Regions from separate parts of the Mus musculus genome. Here region 1 is linked to region 2. The links are chromatin contacts, found by Hi-C in ENCODE. All regions are on one chromosome and are shown on one strand. Each heading gives the region's core, a stretch centred on a gene start or an enhancer-like site at or near the end of the contact. The rest is flanking DNA. Distances are from core to core; before and after follow the strand shown.

Region 1 (4,813 bases), core at 334-2,833, 380 kb after region 2:
AATTAAACAACATATCACTCATGTTGATCAGACCAGTGGAAAATGAAGTCAATGTTAGTGTACATTGTGCACAAAGATCCAGGGGGATGGAGTAATCAAATGCATTGCTGCTCAAACATGGATTCTTATCATTTTTGGAAAGCAATCTGGCAACACCTGCTTAAATTCAAACTACATATATCATTATTCTGACAAGCCTCCTCCCAATCCCTCTGTCTCTGTCTCTGTCTCTGTCTCTGTCTCTGTCTCTGTCTCTCTCTCTCTCTCTCTCTCTCTCTCTCTCTGTGTGTGTGTGTGTGTGTGTGTGTGTGTGTATTCACTTGCTAGTTTTGCATGGAGGTTCCCTGCAAAAGTTTGTGTCAAAAATCATGTGAGGGAAAACCATGAACTCTGGGTCACTGGCATTGCGTGACACGGTCTCAGGTGTGATTCCCCTGGAACATGTTGAGTCTGAGTCCTGAGGAGTAGGGGGACTGCTGGGACTCTCTCCATGAGAAGTGGGGGGACCACAGCTCCCTAGGCTCCCATAACACTGCCCTTTCCCTTGCCTCCCAGTTGGGACAATGGCCCCAGTCATTATTAATCTCTGTGTTGTTCTGGTGCCACCTCTATCTGTCTTCTCCACTCCTGTGACCCCCCTGTGATCTCTCTGTTGTGACTGCTCTTAGATAAACCCTCTCTGCCACTCAAACTTGACTTTCCACGACCCTGTGATGTGGAAGGTGAGGCTGAGGGTCCAGGACAGAGCAGATTGTTAGTGATGGGCGTGGGTGGGTGTCCTCCATGTATAAAGAGACCATCTACTCTATGGCCCTGTATTGGTTCAATACACACTCAACCATTATACTTAATAAGGTATGATGCTGTGATCACGTGGTGAAAAGGGAGCCATTCTAAAGAAAGACACCCACCCCCCCCCATCCCCCTCCTTCCCGCTATCAGGCGATCGGGACAGTGAATCCCTAGGAACTGGGTTTCCCAGAGGCTTATGCTGGGAACAGGAATAGATAGGACCTTGGCCACAGTCCGAGAGCTTATCTCTCAGAAAAGGATGTCACAGTTTGCAAGGACAGCCCAGGAGCAAGAGGCTGAGACAATTATGAGTCACTGATTAGCGGACCACACCTTGATCTGGGCTGCTTAGCTAGGCATACCTCTTGCCTTCAGTTTAAACTGAATTCTCCTGCCAGGATCCCAAAGATGGACTTGGGTGTCACTGGGTTTTCTGTTCCTCTTCCTGTGTTGTGCTGAATCGAATAAATCCTCCCTCTCTGCTTTGTAGCATCCTGAGTCTCTTTCATTGACTTATTGAGGATAAGTGGCCAGCCCTGGCTTGTTCGGCCCCATCCAAGTTCTGAGCAATCTAACACTGGGTATGTTTTGTGTGTGCACAGATACATGGGCTTGATAGCTGTTTCAGGATAGGAACAGTTGGCATGGGTACTTTGCGAGTTTGCTCCTATGTATAAGTGAGGCCACCCCCCATAACCTGGGAACCCCTGGGGGCTCACCTCCTATGGGCCACCTTTAGTAATGCAGAACTTCCACCAAACAGTCCCTGCAAACAGCAATCCATTGGACACCCCGAATGGTCTTTGTGGGATCTCTGTTCCTGCACTCACCAGACTCTAGTTTCGCTTATCATTTCCACCTGCTCCTCAAGCTGGGTGAGCCACTCACATTCTGGCCTTAGAAACACCACTGCGTACAACTCCAACCCTCTCCTTTCTGGTATAAGTGCCTCCCCCACCCCCATCTTCTTCTGACTTCAGAGGCTTAGTATCTGGCCCACTTGCTGTGCCTGGTCCTACCACCAGGGGGAGAAGGTGGTGGTGGGGCAGAGGAGCAGAGCAAGGAAAGGCAGGGATGGGAAGGTCCAGGGGTCTCTTGGGCAGTACCCTGAATCTCTTCTTTCTTATGCCAGTCTCTGTCCCTGTCAGCTGCCTGGCCTGACTCCCTCCTGACTGAAATAAGCCTATCTCTATCAGTTAAACAAGGCCCTTTAGAGAAGAGGCCTCAGTCAGGGAAGTCCCTGGATACTGGATTTCAGCTCCAGCAGGGGGGGCTCAGAGCAGGGCCATCCCGTAGAATATGCACCAAGATGTGTTTATATTTCCTAGTAGCCACAGGGGAAAAAAAAGGTGGAATTCATTTCAACAGTATTTTCTGTAACTAATTACATCTCATAAATGGCACTTAAGTTATACAGAATAACACTTAAGCGTATAGCACTTAAGTTATACAGAGAGCACTTAGTCTATTTCTCTATACTGACTACTTAAAGCCTAGGTGAGCGTAGGGTGAAGGCTCAGCTGGTAAGGGCTCTTCCCTCCAAACCCAATGAATTGAGCTTAACTCCTAGAGAGGGCACATGGTAGAGAGAACACTCAAGCAAGCTGTTCTCTGACCTCCTCACATGCACTGTGACACACACACACACACACACACACACTAAACAAAAGTATTAATTTAAAAAAACTCTTGTTTGAAGTTTGTACTTAGAGTGTTCCTCAGTCTGAGCAGGCCTCATTCAAAGCTTCAGTGGTCCTGTGTGGGGAGTGAGACAGTGGACTTGTGTGGGGAGTAGCTGCCTTGCAGGGGTGAGACAGTGGACTTGTGTGGGGAGTAGCTGCCGTGCCGGGGTGAGAATTTTTGACAGGATGGCTGCCTCCACAACACCCATTTCACCATAAGCAGCCAGCAAACTCACCACTCAAGTAGAGCATATAGTCTTTTTTAAAATTATGGTTCCGTGTATAGCGTGCTCACCTAGCGTGCCTGAGGCCCTGGGTTTGATCCCCAGCACCCATAAAACTACACTTGGTGGCTCATACCTGTAATTCTATTACACTATTGGTAGAAGCAGGAGGGTCGAGAGTTCAAGGTTAACTTCAGCTATGTGGTGAGTTTGAAACTAGCTTGAGAGCAGTGATGAGTCCATCCTCGCTCCTCCCTTCCGCCACATGGTCCATTTGTACCTTGTTACTATAGAATGTTTGTTACTATAGAATACTGCCATGAGGGCATTTATACAGGGCAGAGATGTTTCTTACCATCCTGGAGGTGGAGGAGTCTGACAGCAAGGTGCCAGGAGGCTTTGTTGTCTGCTTGGGGAAGGCTTCTCTGCTTCAAAGATGGCGTGTGTTTCTGGGGTTGGAGGTCAAGAAGAGCTGGGTTTTCTCTCAGCCCCAAGTGGAAAGGAAAGCAAGCAATCTGACGGCCACCAAGCTTCCTTTAGTTATCCCCAACATACTTTTTTTTTTTTTAATTATTTGAGAATTTTATACAGTGCACCCTGATCACACTTGCTTTCCATTCTTTCCAGGTTCACCCTCTCACTCTGGCACTCTCCCTCCAAAAGAACCACAAAACAACAACAACAACAACAACAACAACAACACAACAACAACAACAACAACAACAACAACCCAAGTCAAATTTGTGTTGCCCATATACGCATTGGAGCATTGTCAAACTCCCAGTGGCCAGCCCCTGAAAGAAAGCTGAGTTCTCCCACCCGGGCCAGACACCATCAACTGTGAACAGCATCTTATCACAATTTTGGGGGTGGAGTGAGTTTGGTGGGTTTCTCTGTGTAACAGCCCTGGCTGTCCTGGAATTCATGCTATAGACCAGGCTGACCTTGAACTCACAAAGATCTGACTGCCTCTCCCTCTTGAGTGCTGGGATTAAAGGCTTGTGACACCACACCTGCCTCTCTTGATCACAGATTTTAAGGTCTCTCTTCAACAGCTTACTGTCTGGACTGTTTATCTGGTGGGTGGGTGGGGGCTTCTTAAGTGAGGGCTTTAATCCTGTTACTGTGTAATACAAACTCCTGTATCTTAGAAGCCCCTAGCACTAACATGCAGCTCTGTCTCTGAGCTCATATACTCCAAGATCTCATGCAAATGGAATCATAGTATATTTGCCCTTTTCTAATTGGCTTTACTTCTCTCAACACAACGTCCTCAGGAGACATACATGCTATAGTGTGCATCGGGAGTTTCTCTCATTTCAGGGTTAAGTAATATTCCACGTATACCTGTCACATTTGCTGTATCCATGCACCTGTTGATCGGTGCCTTCTGGGCTGGGCCCAACCTTTTAGTGCCCGTGAGAACTGTGTCATGCGCATTTGGCATACAGACCTGCTTTCCATCCTCTCTGTTATGTGCCTAGAAGTGGGCTGAATCATCCAAGTCTATGTTTAATTATTTGAGGACTTCACACCCCTTTTAACTCAAGCTTACTGAGAAGTATTTAAATCCTTAAGTTCATCTTCTTTGAGTACCATGAAACAAGCTTTGACCAGTATTACAGCTTAGACCATGGCTGTTCTTTCCACAAAGTTCTTTGAGACGCTTTGCAAACAAATCCCATTCTGTGTTTCCATCTCTGACAACCGCGGGTCTGATTTCTGTTTCTATTCTCCTGCCAACCCCACGATGTCATTTAAGGAGTTTCTTTCCCTTGGCATTGTGCTTCTGAGATGTGCTTAGGCCACATTCATCATGGGCTACTTTTCATTCTGAGGGACAGTTTCTGAGGGAAAATTATCACCATCAACTTTGCCATTCATGGATTGAGTTGGTTGATTATGAATAGCCCACGAGTGTCTCTTCCTGTTCTGGTCTTCATGTCTTGGGTAAACACCAACAGAGGAATTAGCATGGCCATCTTTTCAGAGCCCCGGGTCTTTGCAGCATTCCCATGGAGCACTGATATCTTGAGGAAATAAAAAAAAATTGGATCTTGCTTAGATTTAATGGATCTGAGCGGAACAAGGGATCAGAAGGCTGTCCGGTGCCCC
Region 2 (5,276 bases), core at 2,608-5,107:
AGTTCACGACTGGTTATGGCACATGTAAGCACCCCTCAAACTATCACCACAATTTACAATGGACGTTCTTAACACCCCTAAAGTTTCCTCCTGTCCTCCAGCATCCTTCCTCTGTGTATCACCACTACCAAATTCATTTGTATTCTCTACAATTTTATATAAATAAACCCATACACAATGTGCCTTTTTTAGTGTGGCTTTCTCCAGTTAATAATCATTTTGAGATTAAGTTATATTGTGGCAGGCATTAACAGTTCATCCCTCTTTGTAAGCAACTAGAGCGGCCCATTGGCTATGGTCTTTCTACACTCTGTACATCTGTTCACATGTTGATCGACACCTGGGATGTTTCCAGTTTGGGATTCTTACACTAACATTGTATGCCATCAATCCTTCACAATTCTTAGTGTGGGTATACAGGTTTGTATAAGAGCAGGAAATAGCAGTGTAGGTGTGTGCTTAATTTTTAAAGAAACTGTTAAGGGCTGTGGCTATAGTTCAGTTGGTAGAGTATTCGCCTAGCATGCTAGAACTCCTGGGTTTGGTCCAGCACACATCGAAAAGCATGAGTTTGCCTGTAAAGCCAGCACGCAGGAAGTAAAGGTGGGAGCGTCAGAAGTTAAAGGTCATCTTCAGCCACGCAGCAGGCTCAGTGTTGAGACCAGACTGATATGCATGAGACCTGGCCTCAAAAACGAATGAATAACCAAGTAGTGACAATAGTCAAAACGCTTTCTAAAGCGGCTGGGCTGTACTGTTTCACAGTCTTACCATTGGTGCCTGTAAGTTCTGGTTCCACTGACGCCCTCCAGTCCTCCGTTGCTGTGCTGTCTGGTTTTAACCCTTTCTAGTAGGCATGCAATAGTCATTTCGTTGTGGTTCCTTTGCATATGACCAAAGACAAACAACCGTTTTTGCTCATTTAAAAACTTTGACCATCTTTATAAATCTTATTTCCTAGTTGTCTTCTTTGGTAAGAAGTCTGAGTTTTGCTCATTTTAAAAGAACTGGGTGTATTTCCTTGCGTATTGTATTTTATTGTGATGAAATTTTTTCTTAACCAAGAAGTCACCATTTTAGCATCTCAAGTGTATGACTCATAGCATCAAATGCATTAGCAGTGTTGCACAGCCAGCGCCATTATCATCTCAAAACCTTATCAGCATCCTACATGGACGCTCTATGCTTATTAAGTAACACCTCTTGCTCCCCAGCTTCTGGCAATCTCTGTCTTATACATTGAACCATATGGTAACTTTATATTTAATTTTTTGGGACATTTCTCAATACTTCAAAAGAGACTGCCCAGTGTTACTTTCCCACTATGAATGGTCAGATTCCAGTCTCTTCATTCCCTCACTGACTATGGTTCCTTTGCAGTGGTTGGTTTTAGAACATAAGACAAACAGCATGTAATAAACAGCCTCTCTCTGCTTATTTGAGCCCAGCAGAGCTCTGATATTAGCAACTAAGTGTATTTGTTAGACACAGTCTAGTTACAGAGAGTTGGTCATGGTTTCTCTGTGAGTTGTGTCTTTCAAAGCATCCTTCATTGTGGAAGAACACTTTGAGCGGCATACATACAAGAGGAGAGACAGCATTGGGCTGCTGATCATCTGGCAAACGTTTATTAGTGTTCCTATGCATCAGCAATGCCTGGGGTGCTGCGTACAGACATACACATTAGCAAGGTGGGGTTATCTAAACAACGGAGGCCTTCCATGTCCCACTGCTTTCTCGCTTACAGAGGACTATTTAACATCTGGCCCCTAATCATTGTTGTTGTTTTTAATCCAACCTCCATGAACTTGCCAAACTGAAACAGCTCCAGACAAGAAAGAATGACAAACAATGAAGGGAGAGGGGCATGGGTTCGATGCTTGCTTAGCACATTTGACAGCTGGAGTGTTGTTGGGGTAGTCAGCAGAGAAGACTGCTCACACGTGGGTTTAAGCCAATAGAAAGTCTATCAGCAAGCCGGCAACTACACAGCATGTTCAGGACCTCAATGTAGTCCTGAGCCTTCTTCAGGGTGAGCTTTTGAGCATAAAATCCATGTCCTGGGTTGATATACGGTTAATGAGAACAGTTAGCCAGAGGCAGAGCTACAGAAACCAAAGAGCAAGGTTAGTAGTCCATTTAGAGACTTTCCTATAACTATGGTTGTTATGGGCCTCTGGTTTGGTTTTGGAGGGTGATGCTGAGTTTTACAGCCTAAACAGTATCTCCATCCTGGAGTCAGTTGTGCTAATATCTGGGGCCCTGTTACAGGAGGAGTCTCTGAAACATCTGATTTAATCAATCACTTTTCTTCTTTTATTCATATATTCAGTAAATCTAACAAAGTGCTAATGGTATGTCAGGTATCTCGCAGACCCTTGTTATTATTTTCAAGAGTAGTCCAAATGATTAGAAGTTCACCCTCCAAGGGGAGGCAGTATAGCTTAGCTCCTTGATTTACAGAGAAAAAACTGAACAACTCTCAGAAGAAAAACATTCCTGGGCTGTCAGAATAGCTAGCTGCTGTCTGACCACACACACACACACACACACACACACACACTCACACAGGGCTAAGGCTTCTCCTTTTCTTCCTGTTTCCCATGACATGGTTGAGGTCACAGTCAAATTCTCATGGTCAAGTGAGGCAAAGCCCTACTCATTCATAGCCACCAACAGAGCCTGACCCATGCTGCCAGTCACCCGAGGGTGCCAACCGGTGAGTGACAGCCACTAGATCAGAGACTGGCTCGGCAGCACATTCTGTGATACGCCTTTGTGGAGAGCTGCAGACAGCTTACCAGGACAGGGGCACCAAACTTAGGGAAACTCACCAGTGTTTACCTCGTCTCTGGATGCTTTCTGGTAATTCAGCCCTGTGATGAAGTCTGGATCCTGTGATGAGGGGTGAGTAGGGGCCTTTTTGAAAACAAGCAAGCAAACAGACAAAAAGGGAGAGATGAGGAGCCATCTGTGACTGCTGTGGTATCCCTGTGCTCAGTCAGTCCTGCTATCTGTAGGACAATTTTAAAGAGGCCAATGGGATTACCCATAGGGGTCTGCTAGGGATAATATCTGGCTAGATTCTGCTGGAAAATTGAACACTCATTCTGTTCGTGAAAGGCTGGGTTCAAGTTCAGGCTCTGCCTCTCAGCTCTCCAGGGTCCTGCGATGCAAAGCGCAGCTAATATACCTCCCTAAACACACCTGACCTAAAGTCAGGATCACAGACACAAGACACGGCTCTGACAGATACTAGCTGTCCAATTTAAGCAGGCTCCTTACATTTCCTTTTTCTCAGTTTCCCAGTCTTCAGGGGAGTGTTATTATGCTCTCACCTTCTTGGATTCTGTGAAAGTATAGACTGCAAGAAGCCTGCGGGGTGTGGACAAACACCATAGATATAGAAGTCAGGCATGAATTCAGGTGTGCTAGGAACACTGGGCTGCGTCTTTCCAGCCCAAACTAATCAAAAATAGGAGTCACTTCAATACATAGAGATTTTCTTTTTCTTGTACTGAACTGGTTGGTCTGGCCTATCTTCCTAGGAAGCCTCAAAGGTGATCTCCCAAATGTGAACAAACTGAAGACCAGGCTGGTGTCCTCCTGGCTGCTCCAAGATGCTGCAGCTGAGCCGGCTCGCGCCTGCCACCTGGTGTCACAGCCTACCTACTGCCTAGAAACCACGTGTAAGAAAGTGCTTACAACCTAACTACGCACGTTGGTTTCGACCGGCCCTAACCAATACGGACAGGGAAGGCGGGGCAGAGAAAAGCAAAAGCCCAATCACCGCCTACTTTCCAAGGAGAAGGTGGGGCTTAGTATTTACCATGTTGGGTTTGTCCGCAGCGCTAATTACTTTTTCCAAAGGCTGCAGGGCTGCACTCCGGTTGGCTTCGCCGCCTCGCGAGTCCCTGCTCTATCACTACAGTCTTGGGGGCTGCTGGTCCCAAGTACCATGTGTGACGGCACCCTGCTGCCCCCTCTCGTCCTGTCCTTGCTGCTGCTGGTGTGGGGGCTGGACCCGGGCACAGGTAGCGTTCCTAGCTCTCGCGGCCACCTTCCCGGTGCCTTCCCGAAGCATCCCGGCGCCCGGGTGCATAGGTGGACCGCTGACAGCATCCCCTGAGGAGGAGAGTGAAGGCCGCGGCCGGAGAACTGGTCTCTGGTTCCCTCTCGGCACGCGGATGGCGAGCTGACCCCCGGTGCGATCGAGTGGCTTCGCCAGCTTGGAGAGGCCCGGCTCGGGGAGGGAAGGGAGTGCGGGGTCACGGCTGCGCGATACCCACGGAGCCTTGCGAGTCAGCGCCGGAGCGGCCGGCAGCCCTGGTGGCCAGGCTGGTGCTGACGCGTGTCCTCTCTCCCCGCAGCTGTCGGCGACGCGGCGGCCGACGTGGAGGTGGTGCTCCCGAGGCGGCTGCGCCCCGAGGACGTGCACCTGCAGTTGCTGCCGGGAGCAGCGGGGCTCCGGCGGTGGCGGCGACCGCGAGCATCTCCAGGTGGCCATCGAGCAGGGCAAGGAGAGCGCGCCCTGCTACTGCACCTGCCGGCCTTTGGGCGCGACCTATACCTGCAGCTGCATCGCGACCTGCGTTTCCTGTCCCCAGGCTTCGAGGTGGAGGAGGCGGGTGTCTCGGGGCGCAGCGGACATCCTGCCGAGCTGTGCTTCTACTCCGGACGAGTCCTGGGCCACCCGGGCTCCCTCGTCTCCCTCAGCGCCTGCGGCGCCGCCGGCGGCCTGGTATTGCCCGCGCCCCCTATGGGTCTGCCTTGCCCAGTCTGTTACTTCTCCTGGGGTGGTCCCGCGGAGGGCTGGGCGGGAGAAGACCTACCTTCCCATCTCCTTCACTTGGCCCTTTCAGACTGTGCCTTCCTAGGAGAGAGAACACAGGGGAAGGCCTGTTATTGTCCTGGCTTCTGTTGTGTCCTGAACCTGGCCGAGGTGGGGTTGCATTGAGAAATTAGCTATAGCTCACCTAGAGGAAAGAATATGAACCTGTCGTTCCCACTCTGACAGCATCAGCACAGGTGTGTATGTTTTCTGCACGTTATGGGGAAGCTCTAAAGTGTTCATTCCCTGTCTAGGAATGGGGTATCTAAGCACTTCTCTTCTGTCCCTTGAGCCTTCTTACATTAGGAGGGGACCCCAGGCAGGCCATGGTTAGTCTCATTTTTGCTAGCTGAAAAGGTAAGACCAAGAGAGGAACTGTTGTCAGTATCTCTAGTGCCTTACTCTGCAGTAGGTATTTATTTATCTGGATGCTCCCTCGGTGAGA

Evidence for each region. Hi-C counts contacts between places; a loop is a spot of excess contacts on that map.
Region 1: a loop to region 2 is called in a map of left cerebral cortex, with 2.4 times the contacts of the local background. The contact joins the enhancer-like site here to the promoter of Adamts17 in region 2. A Hi-C loop is called at or near these places in 4 of 37 maps with a recorded cell type or tissue (CH12F3, left cerebral cortex and mouse trophoblast stem cell).

What each region holds. Positions count from the first base shown.
Region 1 is chr7:67,215,453-67,220,265 of GRCm38, forward strand. 1700112J16Rik (RIKEN cDNA 1700112J16 gene) reads right to left here. Exons shown (of 3, transcript NR_131044.1): 2 at 4,046-4,728. Among named protein-coding and RNA genes, the nearest start is that of 1700112J16Rik, 4.6 kb to the right of the region's middle. Within about 2 kb of position 1,584, at least 1 of the 3 ENCODE cell types and tissues checked has a DNase peak (open chromatin) inside an H3K27ac peak, as active enhancers do.
Region 2 is chr7:66,835,878-66,841,153 of GRCm38, forward strand. It overlaps Adamts17 (a disintegrin-like and metallopeptidase (reprolysin type) with thrombospondin type 1 motif, 17), which reads left to right and starts at 3,858. Exons shown (of 23, transcript NM_001033877.4): 1 at 3,858-4,034; 2 at 4,371-4,741. The coding sequence starts at 3,959. It overlaps Gm33627 (a long non-coding RNA gene), which reads right to left and starts at 3,914. Exons shown (of 4, transcript XR_391554.2): 1 at 3,830-3,914; 2 at 2,835-2,919.